2 separate regions of the Mus musculus genome follow, and region 1 is linked to region 2. The links are chromatin loops, found by intact Hi-C in ENCODE. Cell type or tissue: gastrocnemius. All regions are shown on one strand. Region 1 overlaps Eif4g3 (eukaryotic translation initiation factor 4 gamma, 3). Region 2 holds the start of Eif4g3 (eukaryotic translation initiation factor 4 gamma, 3).

The links. Hi-C counts contacts between places; a loop is a spot of excess contacts. Peaks named below come from ENCODE experiments on the same cell type or tissue, not always from the same donor. Only the 100,000 strongest peaks of a DNase experiment are listed, where the experiment ranks them.
Region 1: a loop joins it to region 2, with 7 times the contacts of the local background. A loop is called at or near these places in 9 of 42 quality-filtered maps.

The regions. Positions count from the first base shown.
Region 1 is chr4:138,104,592-138,112,591 of GRCm38, reverse strand. Eif4g3 (eukaryotic translation initiation factor 4 gamma, 3) reads right to left here. Exons shown (of 35, transcript NM_172703.3): 10 at 7,156-7,278. Among named protein-coding and RNA genes, the nearest start is that of 1700095J12Rik, 30 kb to the left of the region's middle. In gastrocnemius, CTCF peaks have their summits at 575 and 4,640 (motif pointing right); a DNase peak (open chromatin) is centred at 4,649; H3K27ac peaks cover 5,257 bases.
Region 2 is chr4:137,992,213-138,000,212 of GRCm38, reverse strand. Eif4g3 (eukaryotic translation initiation factor 4 gamma, 3) reads right to left here and starts at 6,757. Exons shown (of 35, transcript NM_172703.3): 1 at 6,586-6,757; 2 at 6,069-6,231. In gastrocnemius, no CTCF peak of the experiment used is centred here; a DNase peak (open chromatin) is centred at 6,795; H3K4me3 peaks cover 7,320 bases; H3K27ac peaks cover 7,380 bases.

The DNA.
Region 1 (8,000 bases), 110 kb before region 2:
TACATGCAAATGTATACATGCATATACATTCAGCGAGAAGGGTCTGAAAAGACCTCAGACCTGGGGCCTAACCTCCTAACCTTCTCTTTCCTGTCACTTCCAGAGATTGATTACCTGTACTTGTACAGACATAAAGCTAGGTTAATTTTCATTTGCACTTTTTTGTAAAGACAGGTCTCATGTATCCTAGGCTGCCTTGAACTCAATAGTTAGCTGAAAATGACCACAACTTCTGTTCCCCCTGCTCCTGCAAGCTCTGAGATACAGGCATGTGCTACTTTGTTCAAGGAAGTTATTCTAACTTTCTAGACCTAACATGAAGGACAGATCGAATGCTAACATGAAGGACAGATGCTAATTCCTCATAACAATGTGCATCAGTTTCTGGATGGTTACAGTCTCCACTCTCACTGCCTGGCATTCTTAAAACAGGTGGTAGGGAACAGGAACTGTGCGCATGCCACCACCACAGCTGATTCCAGTGTCCAGAGGGCGTGCAATTTACTAGGCTCCATCCAACAGCTAGCTAGCAACAGCTGCTGTCACCTCGATCTCCCAGTACTACCCGTGCTGCCACTGGTGAGAGACAAGGGCAGCAGCACTCGAGAGAACTGCTTGCTACCCAAGTCTCCCTCCTCCTCCCTCCATCTCAGTTTCTGTCTCTGTCTCCCCCTCCCCCCAAGTGTTCCTGGTCAGCCTGTTTCTCTCTTCCTGCCCTTAACTGTCCCTCTCACCTCTCCCCATCTTCTTCTGCCCCCTTTCCAGGTCCCTGCTCCTCTCCCTTCCCACAATAAACCTTTAATATTAGGCCTGGCAAATTTGAGAGGGATCCCCTGGTGGAGGCCCGCCAGGAGTCCCTTACTCCTGCTCAGTGTATTTCATAACACATGTAAAGTGAAGCCTTACGCTCTAAAAGCAAAGACTAACTCACTCAGAGTTTGATTAACTGTAGTCTACAAAACTAGGAAAACAAAATCTAATGAGAATGATGGTTTCTATAACCAACCTAAAGCACACTGGCTAAACAACCTAAACACTGGCTTCATTGGCTTCTACCCAGAAGTGCAAGAAAACTCAGAATTGGTCTTAAGGCAGTGAGATTTCCTGACTGATTTAAGACAAATGGGGAATCTAAATTGTATCTGAAGATATTTTGCCAAAACTAGATCTTATCTAGTTTTGTTATCTCTTGGGTATAATCCATTCTAACAGCTATTTTAGGGGGTGGGGGGCTTGAAGCAGAGTTTCTCTGTTGTAGCCCTGGCTGCCCCCTGGCTTCTGTCTCCCAAGTGCTAGGACTAAAGGTGTGCACCACCACACCCAGTTCACAATTCACTCTAAATCCAAACAGTTAAGCATGCAACAGACACTGTTCACCATGACATTGCATTTAAACACAAAGAATGCATGCCAGCTTAGTCCTTAAGGCTCGTCATACTGAATAGTAACATTTCATTCAAGGGCTAGTACTAACACTACCATACTAACAAGAACAATGTGACTTAATTTAATAACTCCCATCTTTACTACAATCACCATTTAAAACTACAAAAATACGCTTCTCAGAAGAGAGCAACCAACTCGTCAGTGCCAAATTGGACGAGTTGGTTGGACATGGATGACAAGATCGCTACTTAAAAGTTAAAGCGGGATTTTCTTGTTTGTTTGTCCTGCCTCCTTCCTGATCGAATTACACTAATAACACAGGAGTGTACCTGTGCTGCCAACCCAGCATGAAGCTATTAGTTGTTAAAGCATGAAATGGCTTGTCGCAGATTCCATTTCCCAGAGGTGGGGTGTGTGTGTGGAGCTGTTCTGTAAGGGACAACTCCCCTATGGCTCTGGCAATTCCCCAAACTACAGAAGAAGATTTACATTCAAGATGTGCCAATGATTCCGTTTCCAACTTTTCCCTGACCTGTGCTCCTTGCCACAAGACCCTTTACCAAGTTTCAGCTATTATTTACTCGAAGGCTGATCCTAAAAGTGGTGAGAAAGGAGGGCGAAAGAAATAAAATGAACAGTAGTTTGTAAAATCTATTTGGGGGCTGGAGAATTGGCTTAGAACTTAAGAGCACTTCTCACTGTTATAGAGGAGCCACGTTCAATTCCTAGCACCCACATGGTAGCTCCCATTCCAGGGGATCCAACACCTTCTGGTCTACACATCACTGACTACACGTGGACATTTTAAAATTTTATCTATCTAATCTCTTCTGTTCCTTTTCAGAGGCCAGCTGCTACGCAGCAGGTAATTCTGAGGATAGAAACCTCTCTTGGTCACTAACCACCACCAATGGCCGAAGGGCTTGCTACTGGGGGGGGGGGGCGCGGATACCATTGCTTCTTCTCCACTGTAGTAGTTACACTGACTAGGCTGCGCTAAGAGTGGAATCTTTGTCTCTCAGGTGAAAAGCATCCGTTCTCTAAGACCTGTGCATACATCTACGTCCAAGCACGGTGACCATCTGGTGGGGCCATGGTCACAGGAAGCACACTTTCTATGTGTATGACACATAACATCTGTAGGAGGCACACAGAGATCATCTAAAAACTTACTAGGGAAGACAGCCTGTAGTTTCACCGACGCCTAGAGCAGACAGCAACAGTAAAAATTCCCTTTGCCTTCAGGTTTTCGTCATGTGGACCCCAGGATTGTTCCTGTCAATGGACCCTCAGCGGCCATCTCTGGTGACTTTCAGTGACTCAGGCCTGCCATGAGTTCCATGCAGACTCCTTCAGCTTAGCTCAGTTAAGTTCCATGTGTGGCTGTTTATGAATCCCACTGGCAGAAAAGCCAACACATCCATGACTATGACAACACACTGAGACAAAAGAAGACCTGCCTCCTTCACCAGAGTCATCTTTCCTTACTACTGAAGTCCGTGGGGAGCCTGACAGAGAATAGGCACAGGCCTTACAGAAGGCATGGTCCAGTCTTTTCACCCGGTCTTTCTTCCCCTCTCAGCCCCACTGGTTGATCTCTTTGATGCCTTCATGCTTCCTGTGACCTGCTGACCCCTGAGTCCCACACGATTTATGAGCAATGCTGTCTTGATTCAGTTATTGTGGGTTAACCTCCTCACTCAGCTGACCTGTGCACAGACCTGCAGACTGAAGCCAAGCTAAAATGTGCTGTCAGCCTTAAAAGAGAGCCTTAGAAACCACAGCAGGGGCAAAGTACAGCACTCAACTGTTTACTAACTTGTGTGTGTTATATTCCTACATTACATTTTTCTGTAAGGTATCTTTCTGTAAGGTCTGTCTGTATCCCATTCTTGAACTCCCAGGACTCTCTAATACAACCTCACCTAACCCACTAGTACCCGGTCTCTATGATCTGCCACTCTGTGTAGTCTATGCTGTACAACCCTGAACATAAACCAAGGGCAGCCTGGATGCCAGCAGTCAGCTTTGCTATGGACGCACAAGCAACTGTGTGGGACTTCAAAGGAGTTAAGTAATGGGATCCCACCTGCTATGAAGTCTGGTCAGATGCTAAGCAGGGTTAAAGCACTGCTACAATTTGTTGTAAGTATAGTGCTACATGTCTGCCATTCTAACCTTAGGAGGCTGGGCAGAAGAACTGCCATCAGTCTGGGCCAGGGCCCTTATTTCAGAAAAGAACATGAAAACAAGTTAAAGTCACCCTTGGGAATAAGCAGTTAGAGCTCTCTCGTTGGGAGCACTCCTGGTAATTAGGCAGAGACACCAAGGGTAGGATAAGTAGATTTCCTAGGAATTCCCTATGCCCCCTAGCTGTGGGGGTGCCACTGCTATCCTGGCTACCTTAAACTGAAGGGCTGTAGTTCAGTAGCCAGTAGACACGCTGCATGCCAGCAATGGCCATTTGGAACATTCCAGGGATGCCTGAAAAAAAACTACACAATTACAAAAGTCTGCCCCAGCTCTTGAACATACAGCCAACCAGGTCTGCTCCAGTTGTCAGTTTGTGCTAGCACAGACCATGATGGACTCCAGGTGACCCTGTAGCCCTTACCATCTGGGACACAAGGGGAGCACCTCACTTGCTGACCTAGCAGAAAGCCCAAGGAAGAAAGCCTGTGATTGGAATAGACATCAGCCTTTGTTTGCACGCAAGGTGAGTTGTGATTGTCTCAAATACCTCTCATCTGGATACAAACGCACACTGTTGAGGCTCAAGTACTGACTCTGCAGAGAGATGCTGTCAAGTGTCACCCTTCCTGTTGTTGTGACATTAGGTCCAATAAAAGGCTTGACAAGTTGTACCTTGCCTACTTTCCGCTGTATGGGCTGAGCTCACAAGAAAAAAAATAGACATCAAAGTGTCTTCAGTGGCAGAGTCAGTAGGCATGTCAACAGCAGGTGATCAGTTGGCAGAGCTCAGCAGAAGAGGCAAGGCAGCCAGTGGCTGCTTGGCAGCAAACGAAAAAGAAACTGGATGGTTTAAGAACAGCCAGGGCAGAAGAAAGTAAAAGAAAGATGGCAGGGGAGGGCAGAGGCTGAGCCTGAAGGATAAACACTGCTGAAGGCCACTGGATAGAGACTGTGGAGTCTGGGTACAGGGAGAAGGATAGAATGGTTAGGTCTTTATAGCCCAGAGCTGTAACATTGCTGCTGCTAAGGGCAGAGCAATCCCAACTTCAAGGCCTACATAAAGACTGCTACCACTAGAGGGCACCATCTACTCTCAAACACCCAAGGAAACAGCCTGTCAGAACCAGCTTACCCACCTACAGTTTTATTCTGGACAGCGCAGAAAAAGACCCAGACTTCTTGCTAACTGGAAACAAAAGCAGGTACACCATGAGAACAAAAACATGCTTGGCCCAACACACCAACAGAGAAGGCTGTCCTCATAGTAGCTCTTAAACTAGAAAGCCATTCAAGATGGACTGGCAGGCGGGGTTGGGGGAGCCCACACCTTTAATACCAGATCCCAGGAGGCAAAGAGGCAGACACTTTCTGTGAGTTCAGGCCAACCTGGTCTAGAGAACAAAAGACAGCCAGAGCTATAGTGTGAGATCCTGTCTCCAACAACAACAACAACAACAACAACAACAACAACAACAACAACAACAACAACAGGTGGATCCAGGATCGTGTCCTAACTTCAAATGTCTATTACAGGCCCTGTGCCGAGGGCTTTCTAGAAAGAGAACTCAGCGCCAATGTTCAGAGCCTGCAGCCTTTAGGAAAAGAACAGACTCAGTATTTTTTGACACGATATAATCTCCCTTCACCAAGTTCAGCCGTCTATGGGCACAGCTTCCATGACCTCCCAGAAATGAAGCCAGAAGCTGTAATGCTTCTGCTGTTGACTTTAAGAGGAAAAGTACACTCATCAATTAAACAGCTACGATCCATCCCACAGACTCCACGCATACACAGAGCCAAGATTTGTACGGGTGGATTCAAATGTAAGAACACAAAAGAGACAAGACTGGAGGCTCTCCACAGCAATCACTGTCTCTATCTGAGTTGTCACCCACCATACAGACACCAAGACTTGTGCTTGCGCCTGTGGTCCCAGGGAAGGGGGTAAGGACTGAAGAAGAGCTGGGAAGGCACAGGGTCACACTTGCAAGATCCGAAGACAGGAATGGGCTGGGTGCAAGAGAGCTCCACTAGTAAAGGCACTCACTGTTCTTGCAGAGGATGGAGTCAGGTTCCCAGCACCCACACCAGGCAGCTGACAACAGCCTAGAGTAACTCCAACTCCAGAGGGACACACCTTCTGGCCTCTAAGGACATCCACACACATGTTAGACATTCACATAAAAACACATACATGTATACATATATACATGATCAAAAATAAATCCTTAAAAAAAACAACAAAAAAACCTAACCAGACACACCATATAGAGAATTAAAATACAGAAAGGTACAGATTTTCAAGGTGGGAATTTCAAGTTGTCAACTACACCCTATCTTAACTGATGTTTGCAAAGAGACTAAAGGGTGCAAAGTGTGCATGTCCTCACCAACCAACTGCAAGTTCTACTCCAGCACCCGCCAGGCCGTCCGAGAGGCCACTATGTCTAGAATTATACCTGGCTGTCAATAAACCATGTATGTAGGTCATTTCCGATCTACTATCCCATTGCATGATCAATTCTGGAGACAAAACCACACTCTTAATCATTCAGACTTAAAATGTTTAAAGAAGACAATTTCAAAAATAAGTTCTGTAACAACCTTGAAACCCTCTAACCGAGGTGGCCACATACTCTTCTCTGTAATGGGGACTGCGACAGAGAGGACCATCACTCCCAAGGGGAACACAGCCCACTCAAGCCAACAGGTCACAGGTTTACGAGGGCTCTGAACTGAACTCGCTTACTCTTGGTGACCTCAATATCTCAGAGCACTTCTTTGAGGCTCTGTGGCGGTAATCAAGTCAGCGGTTGGCTACTCTGCCATGCCTTACCTCTGGTCTAATGCTCATTTGTAAATCGGCTCTGGGGGCTCTCACCTTCCAGCCATGAGAACAAACAAACAATCCCCTTAAACAGGTGCTTCTGTCTGCTGGGCTCTCGGTGACAGGTGACTGATTACGTTGGGAAGTCACCCAGTAACAAGGTAAGAAGCTTCAAACTTGGGCAACCAATTTCAATGCCACAAGTCACAGTTTGCTCAAGCCTAGCTCTTCTTGGGACTCTTCGATTTCTTCTAAGACCAAAGCCACATACTTTACCAGTCAGGCCTGACTAAACTCACAGAGCAGCCTTGGAAGCACAGCTGTGTAGGTCCTGAACGAGACTCTAACGGGGACAATCTTCTCAAGCATCCCGGCCACAACGCGTACATCCTCACTGTGACACCACCCTCTTCCACGGCACTTCATCCTAAGGCTCCACAGCGGACTCATAACTACTCACTCAATAGGGTGGCTTCCAAGGCACGAAGCACCTTTGGATAGCATGGAACAGCTCAATAGCAAGTGTGGCAGCATCTGTGCTCTGAATGCGAAGCCAACCCACAGAAAACATCGCCAGTAGGACCTGAAAGCAACTCGGGAAGAGAACCGTGTCTGTCGAAGCTTCCTGAGATACTCAGGCTCTGGACAGCTGACAGAGAGGAAAGGACAGAGTGGCTACGGAAGAGAGCGAGGAGGTCAATGAGTGAGTGCCCAGCGCCCACCGCCATGGTCATGCTCACTCTACTTACCTGAGGAGGAGTGGGAGTGGATGCGGGTCTTCCTATAGGTGGAGTGGGATTTCTGCTGCCACCTCCAGACATAATCTCCTCTGTTATGTCTTTACCTCCCTGATTTGGATCTCGAATTCTTATCTACAATATTAAATAAAATGGTAAGAGTAAATGTGGTGTCTGTGTACCAGATTTGTATACACACAGATAATATTAAATTTGTTAACTTCTACTTTAATCACAGAACCATATGTGATCATTCCAAAAACTGCAGGCACCAAGCTGTGACAATGACTGTAATGGCAGAGAAAGTAGGGCTGAGCAGGTTTGATTTCTAGGTCAAAGAAGGAAACCATCTATGTGCGTGTAAGATTGCCAAATACATTGATTTTACTCAGAGTTCTTAATAGCAACGAGAGCCACACATAGCCTAAGAATAACAAAGTGCCTGAGTTAAGTTTTTAATGCCCTAATGGTGAAGTGCAGAAAATAAAGATGCGCATTTGTATCGCAGTGGGACTCTATCTGGCTGCAGTACGCAGCTGTAAGGACAGTGGCTGTCCTGTTGCTTTGTATAAGTAAAGGCACAGACACATCACACAGGCCAAATGAGCACAGAACAGTTCAATGCTATCCTACATCTTTACAGGTAAATTAATCAAAGGACCAGGAGGAAGGATGATGCAGATCTAAATGTACTGCCACAGAAGGACTGCCAAGCTCTCTGCTAAGTTAGACAGTGGCACACAGCTCAGTGCATGTGTTCCTGTTTCAACTGTCAGTGGTTCCTCATGCTTACAATGTCAAAGGTGCTATAATGAGGATGGAATCCCAGGGCTAAGGAACTCTGAGCTGGGCCATGG
Region 2 (8,000 bases):
AAATAAATGAATTAACACAAGCCGGGCAGTGGTGGCGCACGCCTTTAATCCCAGCACTTGGGAGGCAGAGGCAGGCGGATTTCTGAGTTCGAGGCCAGCCTGGTCTACAGAGTGAGTTCCAGGACAGCCAGGGCTACAGAGAAACCCTGTCTCGAAAAACCAAAAAAGAACAAACACAATCCCTGCCTAATTCACACCCCACACTTCCGAATACTATCAAGCTCAATCTTGTCTTTTAAGGTGAACAGAAATTATTTCAAAGTCTATTATCAAAAGGACAATGGCCTTTTGTAAGGATTTATTTTAAATCTATTACTATTTTATGTACTGGGCACCATGGATCTGAGGCCTATGGAGGTCAGGAGAGAGTATGGATCCCCAGGAACTTAAGTGACAAAGTGACAGACAGCTGTGAGCGCTCATGAGTGCTAGGACTACATCCTGGCTCCACACAAGAACAGCCAGGGCTCTTAGCCACTGAGCCATAGCTGCAGCCCCAAAAAGGACAACGGGCTTATGGGGTTAAATGGGGTTAATCTGCTCATACTGTCACGCACAAGACACTCTGAATCTCTAACGATTACATTTTTTATGGTGCTTCCTCTAGGCTCCCCACAACTTGGGGAGAGGCAGACATAAAAGCAAAACCCAGCTGGCGGGACAGCTCTCGAACATGGATTACTCTTTGTTGCAGGATATTTGATCACTCTGTGAACCCAGAGATTGTGTTGTTTACAGGGGTGGGGAGTGGGGGTAACCTTTCTAGCTATGGTGTGGCTCAGCCCTTAGCACCCAACTTTAATCCCTCTAGCTAGAATACAGACAGGCCCTTAGTACAAACGTTTAATCTCAAACAAGGAAGGTAAAGTTACTTTGTAGAAAGAAGCAACCATGCTTAAAAGAAATGTCAAACTGAGTGGCAGACAAAGTGATGAATCAGAGAAAGATTTAACAGAATAGGATCTGCCCAACCCTCAGGAGGGAGGGGGCAGGGAAGTTACCGAGAGAGCAGTGCAGAGAGGGGAGAGGGGCAGTTTTACCAGGACAGGCATACAGAGAAAGGTTGAAGAGAGAACAAGCTATGTCCAAGTGAAGACAAGATGAGCCAGAGAATGAGAAGGAGCCAGAAGATCAGAACAGATTGCTAGAGTTAGCATGAGGTCAAACTAACTCAGGAGAGAAAGAAGCAAGATTGAATTAGCATGGAGAGGAGTTTTGAGCCAGAACAGCTGAGCTGAACCAGTCAGCCAGTGCTCATAAAGAACTAGAAAGGGTGAGCTTATTCAATAAGTTTCAGAGGCTGGAAACATTCTAGGCCTAGATGAGATTGTACAGAGGCTAGAAGCTACCAGGACTAGGCCTAGGTTAGCAGACGAAGGTAGTAAGCCTCGGAGAAAAAGTTAGCTTGACAACTCATGGCTCTAACTTGCTCAGACCTTAACTCCCCCCACCCAGATGCATCATAAACTTCAATACAGAAAAGCAACCTGAGGCTGCTTAAACTCCCAGGTGCAACTGCGGATGCGCTCTAACTCGGCACCTGGGAAGGCTCTCCCTCTTCATCCCCCTTTTTGCTATCTCCCTTTCTCCCTCGTATAAGGATCTGCCTTCAAACATTTGTTTGATTTGGCTTGGTTTGAGACACGGTCTCATAGTGTAGCCTGACTCCAGATCTGCCTGCTTCTGCCTCCGAGCACTCAAGATTTGACAATTTCTTGAGGGAGTGGCTTAAGAGAGCTGAGCTGCTGGCCAAGCACAACAGCCTCAGAATGCCAGCTGCTAGCTATAATGGTACTCTGCTGGAGGCCTTGCTGACTCTGGGACAAGCAGAGACCCGAGCTAAATCCATCAGAGGACCTCCATGTTCTTAGGCTCAGTGAGGGGAAGACAGCCTACTTGTCTAGCAGTATGCTGTTGTGAACTACTTCAAACCCTAGACACCATGGCTGTGTTCTACAGTACTTGGCATGGCTTCTCTCAAATGCAGCAGAGTTCTGACTTCCTCCCAGGCCCACACACATCCAGCCAAGTAAGAAGGCCACCACCGGCCACTAGTCTGCTCACACACCACCTTTCACAGGCACAGGAGACCCTGGAAATGTAACTAACTTCCCTGCATATCAGTACCCTTGTCTGTGAAACAGACAACACCTACCTTATTAGAGGCCTTGGAAAACTTAAATAGAATCCTGCATGTATGACATCTAGCAGCAGATACTGAAAATGAATATTATCCAGATCTAGTTATCAGAGAGGGAAATAAAAAAAAAGAGAGTGAAAATTACACACTTCACCACTTCAGACCAGCTTAATGTCCATGGAAGAGAAGATTTAAAAAGGAAAAAAAAAGGGGGGTGGGACAACAGGAGTATTGCAAAGATAGAAAGAACACTCTTTTTTTTTTTCTTTTTTTTTTTTTTTTTTTTTTTTTGAGACAGGGTTTCTCTGTGTAGCCCTGGCTGTCCTGGAACTCACTCTGTAGACCAGGCTGGTCTCGAACTCAGAAATCCGCCTGTCGGGCTGGTGAGATGGCTCAGTGGGTAAGAGCACCCGACTGCTCTTCCGAAGGTCCGGAGTTCAAATCCCAGCAACCACATGGTGGCTCACAACCATCTGTAACAAGATCTGACGCCCTCTTCTGGAGTGTCTGAGGACAGCTACAGTGTACTTACATATAATAAATAAATAAATCTTAAAAAAAAAAAAAAAAAAGAAATCCGCCTGTCTCTGCCTCCCAAGGGCTGGGATTAAAGGTGTGCGCCACCACCGCCTGGCTGAAAGAACACTCTTGACAAAGGAGCCAGAGACACAAGTCCTCTTCTGGTTGACACAGGTCTCTAGTTCTGTTTCTAAAAAGAACCTACTCTGTCTCACTGGCTTTTACTGGTTGCCCCCAAACAGTAAGATGATTCACCAGAAATGTGTCAGTAGCCCTGAATCACACCCTGTTAGGAATACTGTATTCCTAACATATGGGAAAAACTTTCTGCTCAAATGGGCACATAACTCTAGTTTATTCATCCAGAATTTTCTGTAAGGTGGGCAGCAGTCTCAATATAAAGATATGGGATGTTAATGGGGAACCCAGGAACCCTCTGAAAAACTTCAGCATGACAGTTTTTTATGAAAACGTCAGTTATTTTGTCAGCCAGAGAAAGGATGACCACTGTCAATATTCTCAACAGAGTCACCTCAACCTCAACGGGGAAGCTGAGCCAAGCACACCGCAAGACAAATATTCTCAAGCTGTGACTTCACCAAGCACAAGTTTCCAGCGGGTTTGTTAAGAAACTCTCAGCATACTCTCCTTGCGTTTACAACTGTTCATGTTAGCTTTCTGTCTCCTTCCAGGCCTGCCATCCCATCTCCCCCTCAGCTAGAGACCAGCCATTGACTATTTCCAATCAGTGTGGCCATTTCTCCTTCAAGTGGCTGGGGGGAGGGGGGGGGGAAGGTTGTCCTGCAGTGCAAATCTGATGCCTGCTTCCAGCTTCAAGTTTACATGCAATTCCTGTGTTTTCAACACACCTTGCATTTCGACGAACACGTGAACACTCAGTACGAATGAAGGACACCTGGCCATGCAACGCCTTCCAACACATTTTCTAATACACTGCTTAAGCTAACTAATTTGCAGCAACTGTACCCACACACACCCTGTAAGGCAGTGGAGTTAAGCCATGGGAAGAGCCAACGCCAGCTCTGTGCTCTAACTCCAAGTGCTTCAACGGCACTGACTTACTGCACGCAGGTGTCTGCATAAAACCCAAATTCCCACATGCCCTGCAGTTTGAAAAGCAGAGTTGCTCTACTGGGTTTCTGACCTCTTCCAGTACCAGGTGACAACATTTTCCCGCTGCTGCGTTCTGAGCCGGCCGTAGCCCACGCTTCCTTTACTATCTCGATAGATGCTTATTTAGCTGTGCGATCTTGCCGGAGTAAAGCAGGAATTGTAGAATACATCAAGTATAAAATGTCAGCCGCCATGACATGGGGCAAAATAGAACCTCCAAGCAGCACGGCTGGCTCCAAGGTTGCCATGAAGGGTTTAGAATAATCTTCTCTGCAGAGAACACCTTATTCCTTCCTGTTTCCCAACTGCATCTTCCTTCTATTTTAAAGAAAAGATAAAAATCTAACTGGAGGTCCAACCACGACTTCCAAGTTGTAACCAGCTTCAAGTTTTTCCAGTCCTTCAGCTGTGAGCTCTAAGGAGCAAAAGCATACTTGGGATACTCAGCACCCCCGCTCTGTATCCAATGAAGCCACCAACTTCACCAAGCGCTGTCACGTACAACACTATGATCCCTTACTTGCTGGTCTGTCTGTCTGTCCAGAACACACAGTGTGCAATCCCTCTGGTTAACTCCCTAACAGCTTAAAGAGGCAGGTAAGGAACAACTCACTTGGTCCGGAGACAGAAACCTACCAACACAGACAGACCATCAAGAAAAACAACCCTAAAATTAGAACGGAATTCGAAGCAAGTATGAAAGTGAAGCTAGGTAGACTGAAGCGACCCAATTCTACCCCGAAGCAGGCTGAACGGCCGACCTGCTCCTTCACAGGCCAATAGCTGCGCATGTGGGTCAGAAGCAACTGGGTTCTCCATGAACACGCAACATTCTCAGCCGCGAGCAAGCGAGAAACTGAACAGAACTGGGCAGGGTCAGAACATTATGAAATCACTCCACACATAGCACTGGAGCACTAAGATGTGGACTAACAATATGTAAAGAACACAGAAAGAACGCTGGACAGAAAACAAACAATGACCTGAGGTGACCCAAGAAGGGGAAGTGTTTTTCCCTTCTCAAAGTAATTGATACAGACAAGAATCAAACTACACAGAAATGACTAGCCCCAACACCACTTACAAGTCAAACACAAGAACCACACAGCACTGGGAACATCCAAAAATCATTTGTCCATTTTTCACAAGTCCAAGGATGGGGGGTGGGGGCGGGGGAGATGATGAAATGTTATTCTCAGATAGGTAACAACACCTCTGCTTGCCCATCGATGGTAACGCACACCTTTAATCCCAGCATTCAGGAGGCAGAGGCAGGCGGATCTCTTGAGTTCAAGGGCAGCTTGGTCTACAGAGCAAGTTCTAGGGCAGCCAGGGCTACACAGAGAAACCCAGTGGGGATCCAAAGGAGTATCACCTTCCTTTACTCCATAGGAGCTGTGAATTCGACGTTTTATTCTGACTTAAATACCAGGTACCAAGATTTTTCAATCAAAGCTGCCCCAACTTCTATACCATGAAATTAAGACACATTCAAAACTAAGACCCTTCCTTGGGAGCCCTGGTACCCTCCAGACACCACCCTACGGAGCAGCAAACTTACTAAAGCCCTTTAAAAAAGATATACAGCGTTAACACCAGTCTTAGAAGAAGTGAGACTTCTGGGGGTACTGGGTAATGTGAGTTAACTTCCTCTTCCTTTAGAAAGGTCAAAGACAGGGAAGCGCCCAGTGTAACATTTCCTCCTTAGCCGGCTCCACCACAAGCCACAACACAACTCTAATTGCTTAAAAAAATAAAATACGATAAAATAAAATAAAACAAAACACTAGCGGGGGGGGGTGCTTTTTGTACACTTGCAGTAAAGACTGAAGACCCAACTTACCTCAGGAATGAGCTGATTCGTTTCCAACAGAAAATTTAGCAATAAACTTTGCTATGAATCCTAAATAATAATTAGAGAGGCTACCGAGCCCCGCAGAAGGCAGGGCCTCCCAACAGTCAGAAAAGCCTTGCCCGCAGGGCTGGTCCTAGGCACCAGCAAATTCTGCCCAAGAAAGGGGAGGGAGCAGCCAAGGGCAGGGTTCCCCCCAGATCCACAAGAGCTGCAGAGGCACGGCCCGGTGGAGCTAGTAGTGTTCACGGTACCGCAGAGGGTCCCGGGGTCCCCAGCAATGCTGTCACCGGTGCACCCCAAAAGCTCGGGTCAAGCCGGGAGCAGAGCGGCTGCCCGTCCCTTTTCTGGCCGGGCTATGACGGCAGGCAAGGAGGTTCCCACCGAGGGTCGCTCTGGACCGCCGGAAGGTGAAAAGGATACTGTTGGGGCGCCGGGGTCTGGAGGGCCCTGATGTTCGGGTGAGGAGGGGCCGCCGCTGCCGCTACTGCCGCCGCCGCCGCCGCTGCCGCCGGATGAGGAGGCGGTACCGCCGCCGCCGCCGCCGCTCCGGTGCCGGGTCCGGTTCCTGCTGCAGCCGCTGAGCCTGATTTCAGAGCCGGTTTCTGCGGTAAACTCATGGCAAAGCGAAGCCACCAACCCCCCCAGAGCGGGACCGGGCGCGCCGGGGTGCAGGGGCCGGGGGCAGCGGAGGGGCGGGATGGGGGCAGACCCGGGGAGGCGGCGGGAGCGGGGGGCCGGGGGGAGGCTGGGAGGAGGAGGAGGAGGGGGCCGGGACCGGTCACACACGCCCTCCGCCGCCGCCGCCTCCGCCGCCGCCGCCGCGGGCAGCAGCAGCCGCCCCGCGGGCCAGCACCACCGGCTGCCGGTCTCCGTGACAACGCGACCCCGGGGAGGGGGGGGCCGGACCCGGCAGGGGCAGGAGGCGGAGAGACCGGACCTTTCACGGCAATATCCTCATGGGCCGGCGGCGGGGGGTCTCTGTCCCCCTCCCCGGGGGAAGCGGCGCCCTTCTCGGTAGCGGGGCTCGGGCGATGCGGACGGATTTTCTTCACTCAACGAGCAGAGCATCCAACATGGCGCTGCGGCCGCCTCCAGCAGTCCGGCAGGACGGCCGCTCGGAGCTTTTCGGCCCTTTTCGGAAGGACTCGGCAGACCGAGGGTGGCAAGCTCTCTCGGCTATTTCCGGAGACCGCGAGCGGCCGGGCTTCTTCGGGAGCGCTCGGGAGCGCCTTCGGCCGCTGTTCGGGAACGCCGCAGGAGCTGACACTCTTTCTCGGGAAAGATCGGTGATCCGGGACGGCTGAGGATCTCCGCGGCGCGGTGCGGAGCTGAGGGAGAGACCGAAGGGCACGTCTGTAGGGAGAGAGCTCAGCCTCGAAGAACAATAGTAACGGCACCCGAGGCCGCGGTCCGTCGAGACCTGCCAAGCAAGCGTCGAGAGGCGGCGGAGCGGAAAAACCGAGGCGCTGCGGAGGGAACCGCTAAGCCAGAGCACAAACCGACAGTTAGGAACCCGCCCGCCTCAAGGACTTATTAACATAACAGATGCCACTCGCCGGCCCTTGACGTCGCCAGCCATGGGCATTATGTCGACACGTCGTCCTCAGATGCCCAAAGTGCGAAATGGAACGAGGAGCCCCATTTTGCAGAGGAGGCCCCGGAGAAGAAAAGTGACTGCCCCAAGGTCGCCTGGCTGGGAAGGGATGGAGCGGATTCAGAAACGGGATCCCACCTTCTCTAGGATGAACCTTACCCTTCTAGGATGCAAAATGGCCTGCCTTGCCAGAAACTGACCCTAAGCTCTGTAGAGTGGATATCTTCCCACAGTCTTCCCCAAGACTGGAGGGGCCTTTGACTACAACCTGTAGTCGGCTGCCCATCTTCTTTTGCTTGGCTAACTCCTGTGGATAAGGTCTCCTCCCCCCACATCCATTCACACTTTGCACACCACACCTGCGCCCCTCAATAGAGGCATTGTCCCCAGGACACAGTAACATTGACAGAAAAGGAGTCGCAGACACCTCCGAACTGTGCAGATATGGAGTACTGCATTAGCTCATATAATCCCAAGAAATAGGTAAATACCTATTCTTACAAATGAAGACTCTGGGGTCCAAAGAAGTTTAGCTATCATCTACACTATTAAAAAAAAATTTTTTTTGAGGCAGCTCAAAGCTGACAGGAGACTTTGCCAAGGTCACATGACCAACGTGGACAGAGGTAAAATTAGTGTCCTGTGTCCTGTGTGCTTGAGTTGCAAACGTTAGGACCCAAGTGCAGACTCCAGAATTCACTCAGGAAAAGTCTGGTGTGCGAGAGGTGTATACAGTCCCAGCATTGAGGTGAAGACCA